Regions from separate parts of the Homo sapiens genome. Here region 1 is linked to region 2. Evidence: chromatin contacts called from ENCODE Hi-C or POLR2A ChIA-PET data. All regions are on one chromosome and are shown on one strand. Each heading gives the region's core, a stretch centred on a gene start or an enhancer-like site at or near the end of the contact. The rest is flanking DNA. Distances are from core to core; before and after follow the strand shown. Region 1 has its middle 43 kb from the start of BIRC2. Region 2 has its middle 30 kb from the start of MMP7.

Region 1 (3,311 bases), core at 697-3,196, 170 kb before region 2:
ACGACTGTATTTAGGAGGTCTGACATTGGGAGCATATATATTTACAATTGTTACATCCTCTTGCAAATTCACCCCTTTGTCATTTACTTACCTTGTCTCTTTTTGCAGTTTTTGAATTAAAGTCTATTCTATTTGATAAAACTATAGTGTCTTCTGCACTCTTGGTTTCTGTTTTCATGGAATATCTTTTTTCCATCCCTTCTCTTTCAAACCATGTGTGTCCTTGTAGGCAGCATTTAGTTGGGTCTTGTTTTCCTTTACCCATTCAGCTGCTCTGTCTTTTCATGTGAGAATGTGTGCATCTATTTTGTGTTGCTATGAAGGAATACCTAAGACTGAGTAATTTATACAGGAAAGAGATTTAATTGGCTCACAGTTCTGCAGGCTGTACAGGAAGCATGGTGCTGGCATCTACTCAGCTTCTGGTGAGGGCCTCATGGAGCTTTTACTCATGGCAGAAGGTGAAGTCAAATGTCACATGGTGAGAGGAAGCAAGAGAGGGGGGAAGTCCCACACTCTTTTAAATAACCAGATCTCTCATGAACTCAGAACACGAACTCACTTGTCGCCAAGGGGATAATGCTAAGCCATCCATGAGGAATCCACCTCTGTGACTCAGACACCTCCCGTCAGGCTCTACCTTCAATAACGGAGGTCACATTTCAACATGACATTTGGAGGGAACAAATACACAAACCATATCAGAGAATTTAACCCATTTACATTCAAGATTATTATTGATAAATAAGGACTCACTACTGCAATTTTGTTCATTGTTTTCTAGTTGTTTGGCAGACCCTCTGTTTCTTCCTCTCTTGCTGTCTTCCTTTGTGATTAGATGATTTTCTCTAGTGGCAAGCTTTCATTCCTTACTGTTTACTTTTTGTGCATCTACTCTTGGCTTTTAGTTTGTGGTTACCATGAGGCTTATATAAAACATCTTATAACAGGATATTTCAGACTAATAATTTTCATTGCATTAAAAAAAACTGTATACTTTTACTCCATGCTCCCCATTTTGTTTTTGATGTCACAATTTATATTTTTATATCATATATCCATTAACAAATTATTATAGCTATTATTATTTTTTAAAGTTGTGCCTTTTTTTTTTTTTTTTTTTTTTTGAGACGGAGTCTCGCTCTGTCGCCCAGGCTGGAGTTCAGTGGCGCAATCTCAGCTCACTGCAGCCTCCGCCTCCCGGGTTCAAGCGATTCTCCCTGACTCAGCCTCCTGAGTAGCTGGGATTACGGGTGCCCGCCACCACACCCGGCTAGTTTTTGTATTTTTAGTAGAGATGGGGTTTCGCGATGTTGACCAGGCTGGTCTCGAACTCCTGACCTCAGGTGATCTGCCTGCCTTGGCCTCCCAGAGTGCTGGGATTACAGGCGTGAGCCACCATGCCTGGCCTAAAGTTGTGTCTTTTAGCATTCATACTAATGATATAAGTTGATTTGCAAACCACCATTATGGTATTAGAGTATTCTGGAGTTGACTGTGTACTTACTTTTTAACCAGTGAATTTCATATTCATGTTTTCCTGTTAATAATTAGCATCCTTTTCTTTCAGCTGGAAGAATTCCCTTAACATTTCTTATAAGGCAGGTTTAGCGGAGATGAACCCCCACAGCTTTTGTCTGAGAGTCTTTATCTCTCCTTCATTTCTGAAGTAGGGCATTGCAAGGTAAGTGCATATTCTGCTTCTCTTTGTTTCTAGGGGGCCAAAGCTCTGTATTAATAATAGCCTTAATGTAGTGGTTTTCTCAAATGCTGGTTGTTTTTTAGGTTGTAGTAATGGTGTACTGTGTGTGTGAGCGGGTTCACTTTATCCTACAGAGATGGGAAGGTGGAGGTGTTGGGAGGCTTATCTCGTTCTCCAGAGCTGTGTGCTTCAGTCAGCAGGAATTACATTGGGTTGTGCAGTTCACTCTACGGGCCAGTAGGTGGAGCTTGCAGGAAAGAGGCGGCCAAGCACTGTCCAGTGGTGTCAGTAGAAGTGATGGGCCCTGGAGGTTGACCTCCCAGCCAGTAGCTGGCACTTGCAGGCGCCCGGTAGTTGAGATGGTGTAAAATTTTTACTTCGCCTTTGTTAATCAGGAGAGGTATCAGAATTCTTGGGCAATGAGTGGGCCCATGGGGTTCCCAGTGGTCCCCATCCCGGCTCTGCTGCCAAGGTGGCTGGCAAGGGTCTAGGGTCAGCTTCCAGGCCACTGGGGCAATCTTCCAGAGAGGCCGGGAGGTGCCTCTCCTGTGCTACAGAGCCCATTCAGGGGAATTGGGACAGCCCAGGGTTTTCACTGTACCACATTGCAGTGGGACCCACCCAGCTCCCACACCCCTGAGCTGGTAGGTCTCCAGTATCTAGCTGTCAGCAGCAGAACAGAATGGTTATGCTAGTCCCAAGCCAACTGCATTCAAATTGCCTAGCCACAGGCCATGTGACTCCTTGGGGGCAGAAACCATTGTTATTAGGCCGTACCCTTTCTGTTTTAGTCTTATGGAGGGCGGGCCACCATGCTTCCCTGCCACTGCGTGAACCCACACCATGCTCTTTGTGGTTCTGACAGTGGGGGCTCCTACCCTGCTTGAGATCAGATCATAAATCTCCATGCTCCTGGATGGTGTGCTTGAGTCCTGGGGAACAAGTACCAAGTCAGCAGACTTGTCCACTGGCCCCTTGGGCTCAAGTAACAGCTGTGATAGGGAGGAGCAAATTGCCCCCAGGCTGCCAACAAAACACTCAGATGGGGCAATGGTGGCTACACTGTGGGGTCAGGTTCCCCCTGTCTCCTCCCTCCCCAACAAGCCATGGGAATGGCCAGGCAGGCAGTCTTGGGAGGGATGAGCAGGCATGGGGCATGCTCAGATGTAGCCTGTCTTTGTGGCATATAAGAGTGAGAGTGCCTGGGCCGTGCTCATTCCCTGGCCTGGCAGACAGCAGCAGCTGCAGCAGCTTATGGCATGACATAGAGTCTTGGGGGTTGGTGCCCAGAGTCACGCTTTGCTTAAGTTGTCCAGCACATAGAAGCCTTTGGGGTTCTATATGAGTTCAAGTGACCTGTGTGTGTGTGGTCTCCACGTAGTTCCCTAGCTCCCTCTGCCAGTCTAAAGGTCTGTGAGGTCATGGAACTCTTCTGTAGCTAAGATCTCAGAGGCCTGTGGCAGGAATGTGGTACCCCACAGTTCCTTCACTCACCCTTTCCTTGGGTCCTGGTCTGGGGCCAGTCCTGGCACTTGGTGATGCCAAGCACGCAGTCCTATTACTTCCCTCTTTAACCAGTGTCTCCCATCTTCTATTGAATTTCAGTGTT
Region 2 (3,575 bases), core at 442-2,941:
GGAAAAAATGCTCCCTTCTACCCTTCTATGTTCTGTGGCTGGTCTAAGAATTAAATGGACATAAAAAACATTAGTAGGAGAAAAATAACTTTAATTTATGGACATATGCGTGGGAATCCCACTAAAAATGAGACTCAAGGAAGTACCCAGATAACTGAGACATATGTCAGCATAAGCTATAGGAAAAAATAGGGCTTTGGAACTTCTGGGGAGTGGTGGAGGCAAATGATGGGAAGGTGAGAGGAGGAAATGTAGGGTGAATATAGTTTACCTTCTTATGTGGATAAGAGTCTCTCAGGCAATAAAAATTGTCTTAGAGTTGTTCTCTTCCTGGTATGGATACCTTTACTAATAGAAATTTTCTTTGTAAATGTAAATTTTCCTTACAGAAGGGGAAGTTTATACATTATTTTAAACAGGTGAGGGGGAAGTGAAGAGCTTTTTCTGCATTGGCTGTTTCTTAATTTACTTTAGCTTGAAATAAGCAATATGCCAAGTGGCATATTTTGAGGGTAGCATGTTTTGAACCCCTTCAGTAGAAAACATAATCCAGAGGTTATGATTTTATAGCTCTTTACGACATTAGCCGGTTTTGCTCTGTTGGGAGGAAAACTTTCCCCTAACCCTCTTAGGTTTGAATGGTCTAGGCCTTTGGATTAACTAAGAATAGATTAACAGAACAAAAGTTTTTGTGCCTACAGAAGTACTCAGTAATGAGTAACTTGTTTAGTAGCCAGAGATAAAGGTTTGTATTCCAATTTAGCAAAAATGGAGGGGAGGTTTAGGGCATCAATAGGAAAGTATGAAAGGCTCTATTTGGCTTTTTGATGCTAATAGGCAGCTAAATTCATACTTCCTGGTGCTGAGTGTCAGTATTTTCTGAAACAGGAAACTCCCTGGGTGAAGGGGTGTGGGTAGTGTCAAAGGCAGGTGTATTTTTGGGAGTACCTGCATAAGTGTAGATAATGTTTTATTTTTATTTTTTGGTGATTGTAGATTAAGATGTTCTCAGTTTAAAATAATTTTTATACCACTTTGGTGAGCTGTTAATCTACCCAGTATCTAATTTAGCAATCTTATTTTAGCATCTTTTCTTTTACTAATTCGATACACCAGTCTTGCATATACTTCTTTAAACAGCCTTTACCATCCTAATGGTTCCCTCATTAAGTTTAAATATTTGAAATGTGCTCACTATGTATTCTCATAAATATATTTTTGAACATTAAAAAGTTTATACTTTGGCAATTTTCTATACTTTTTCATTCCTAGTACACAGTAGTTCTCTTACATATGCATGTATTAGCCTTTTGTTAGTTTATAATATCATCATTATGGGAAAAGTATTCTGAGTTCTGAAGAGCCAATGAAGAAAGTTTTGAAACACACCCGATTTTAACTTGGGGACTGTCTGTACTATATTTTTTAATAGTCTGTGGTTTCGTGTTCTCTGGTACTTAAATTCCTAAGCTTTACTGCCTTGAAGTTCTTGGCACACCATAGGCAGATTAGCCACGTGGTCATGTTTTGGAGTTTGGGTTGTGTTAGAAGTTTGGGTTCTGTTAGAAGAATAATTAAATCTTAGGCAGAAATTGGCTGACTTCCTAATAGGCAAGGTTAAGTCTCATGATGCTAGGCTACTAGGCAGGGTTTCTTGGCATGACAGCTATTACATTGAAGTACTTGACAGTTTTCGTTGTAAAGAACATTCTTATTTATAAAGTAGCTCCCTCATATTTGTGGTTTCACTTTCTGCAGTTTCAGTTACGGTCAACCGCAGTAGGTTATTTTTATGAACATAAGATATTTTGAAAGAGAGAGACAGAGAGAAAGAGACCACATTCAAATAACTTTTATTACAGTAAATTGCTATAATTGTTCTATTTTAATATTAATTATTGTTAATCACTTACTGTGTCTAATTTATAAATTAAACTTTATCCTAGGTATGTATATATTGGAAAAAAATAGTATATATAGGATTTGGTACTATCCCCCCACTGCAAGCACCTACTGGGAGTCTTGAAATGCAACCCTTGTGAATAAAGGGGGACTGCTGCACCTCACTAAATTCTCACCTGGTAAATTTAACCTAGTGTTCTTTTATTCCCTCCTCAGTGGAATTTTGACACTTGGTTGTGATATTTTATGAAAAAGCCCTATTCAAATAATTTTTGGTGCAGTTATGAAATGGATCGCCAATTTTATTTTTTCCTCCTTCCTTCTTTTCCTTCTCTGTGGTATTTTAAAATATTTCACAAAACTAGTGTATAGAATATTAACACACTTTACAGATGATAACTTTTAGTCACAGCATCCTCAGTTTGGAAACCTGCTGAATAATATTGTTCATATGATGACAAGTTTGAAATGAAGGCACATTATTTTGAATGGCTGTGTCCTATGGCCCAGGGTTACCGAAAATGTGGTCCATGGGCCAAGGCCTGCCTGCAAACTGTTTACTACCTGTCTGTAATGAGATTTCTACAGAACTTGAAAGCATTTGTAAACTTTTGTAAGCAATTTCTCAGAGTAATTTTATGTCTGTTGAATAAACTTACAATGTTTTCCTAAGAGAAGGATGTGGTTTGTCACTTGCTGTTTCTTCTCCTCCTTCTTACTTTCTTCCACTCCTCTTTCTCTTTCTCCTGTTACTGTTACTGCCCCTGCTGCTCATCTTCTCTTTCCTGACTTTATTCTTTGTCTTCTTATTCTTCTTTTTGCCTTCCTTTCCCCCTCTTCCTGCTCCTTGTGATTCTTCTCCCTTGTCCTCCTCCTCCTCCTCTAGATATGAAAGTCCACTATATTCACACAAGGTATGTAAGTAATTGTTCCTTTCAGTTACCTTGAGGAGAACTAATTAATTTAAAATATTATTTTAAACACCACCTTTATCTTATAGCTCCAGTGAAAAACTGCATTTTGTAACCTACATTTTTTTTATGGAATAAATTCCAGTTTTTCAGCTTGATTTTCAGGATCTTTCCAATGTAAGCCCAATATAAGAGTCCTAACTCTTCATAATTCCCTTAAAAATTATGATGATTTCCCCTTTATTGTGTATTTATACCATTTATCTTCTAAGAATGGATTCTCCGCTGATTTATAATTTGATTCACCCATCTAATGAGTATTTAGCATCAATTAAATGCTGGGCAATAAGTTCCTGCCACTCAGGAGTTTAACATCCAGAACGTAGTCAAATACTTACCTCTTCTTTGGGGGCATCTCCATGAGGTGTAATTAGAAAAAGCAGAGCCAGGCGCAGTGGCTCACGCCTGTAATCCCAGCACTTTGGGAGGCCGAGGTGGGCAGATCATTTGAAGTCAGGAGTTCGAGACAAGCCTGACCAACATGGTGAAGCCCCGTCTCTATTAAAAATACAAAAAAGTTAGCTGGGCATGGTGGCACATACCTGTAGTCCCAGCTACTCAGGAGGCTGAGCAGGAGAATTGCTTGCCTGGGAGACAGAGGTTGCAGTGAGCTGAGATCACGCCACTGCACTCCAGCCTGGGAGACAGAGTGAGCCTCCGTCTCAAAAAAAAAGCACTAAGAGTTGTCAGAAGAGTTGAGAG

Evidence for each region. A loop is a pair of places that touch in the nucleus more often than their neighbours do. ChIA-PET counts read pairs that join two places held with the same protein, here RNA polymerase II (POLR2A). Pooled maps may share reads with other maps.
Region 1: a pooled map shows a loop between it and region 2 (2.3-fold over the local background). The contact joins two enhancer-like sites. A Hi-C loop is called at or near these places in 7 of 50 pooled maps. POLR2A ChIA-PET finds 5 or more read pairs at or near these places in 6 of 52 experiments (A549, AG04450, Caco-2 and 3 more).

The regions. Positions count from the first base shown.
Region 1 is chr11:102,388,930-102,392,240 of GRCh38, forward strand. No RefSeq gene overlaps it. Among named protein-coding and RNA genes, the nearest start is that of BIRC2, 43 kb to the left of the region's middle. Within about 2 kb of position 1,947, at least 4 of the 41 ENCODE cell types and tissues checked have a DNase peak (open chromatin) inside an H3K27ac peak, as active enhancers do.
Region 2 is chr11:102,559,165-102,562,739 of GRCh38, forward strand. No RefSeq gene overlaps it. Among named protein-coding and RNA genes, the nearest start is that of MMP7, 30 kb to the left of the region's middle. Within about 2 kb of position 1,692, at least 13 of the 41 ENCODE cell types and tissues checked have a DNase peak (open chromatin) inside an H3K27ac peak, as active enhancers do.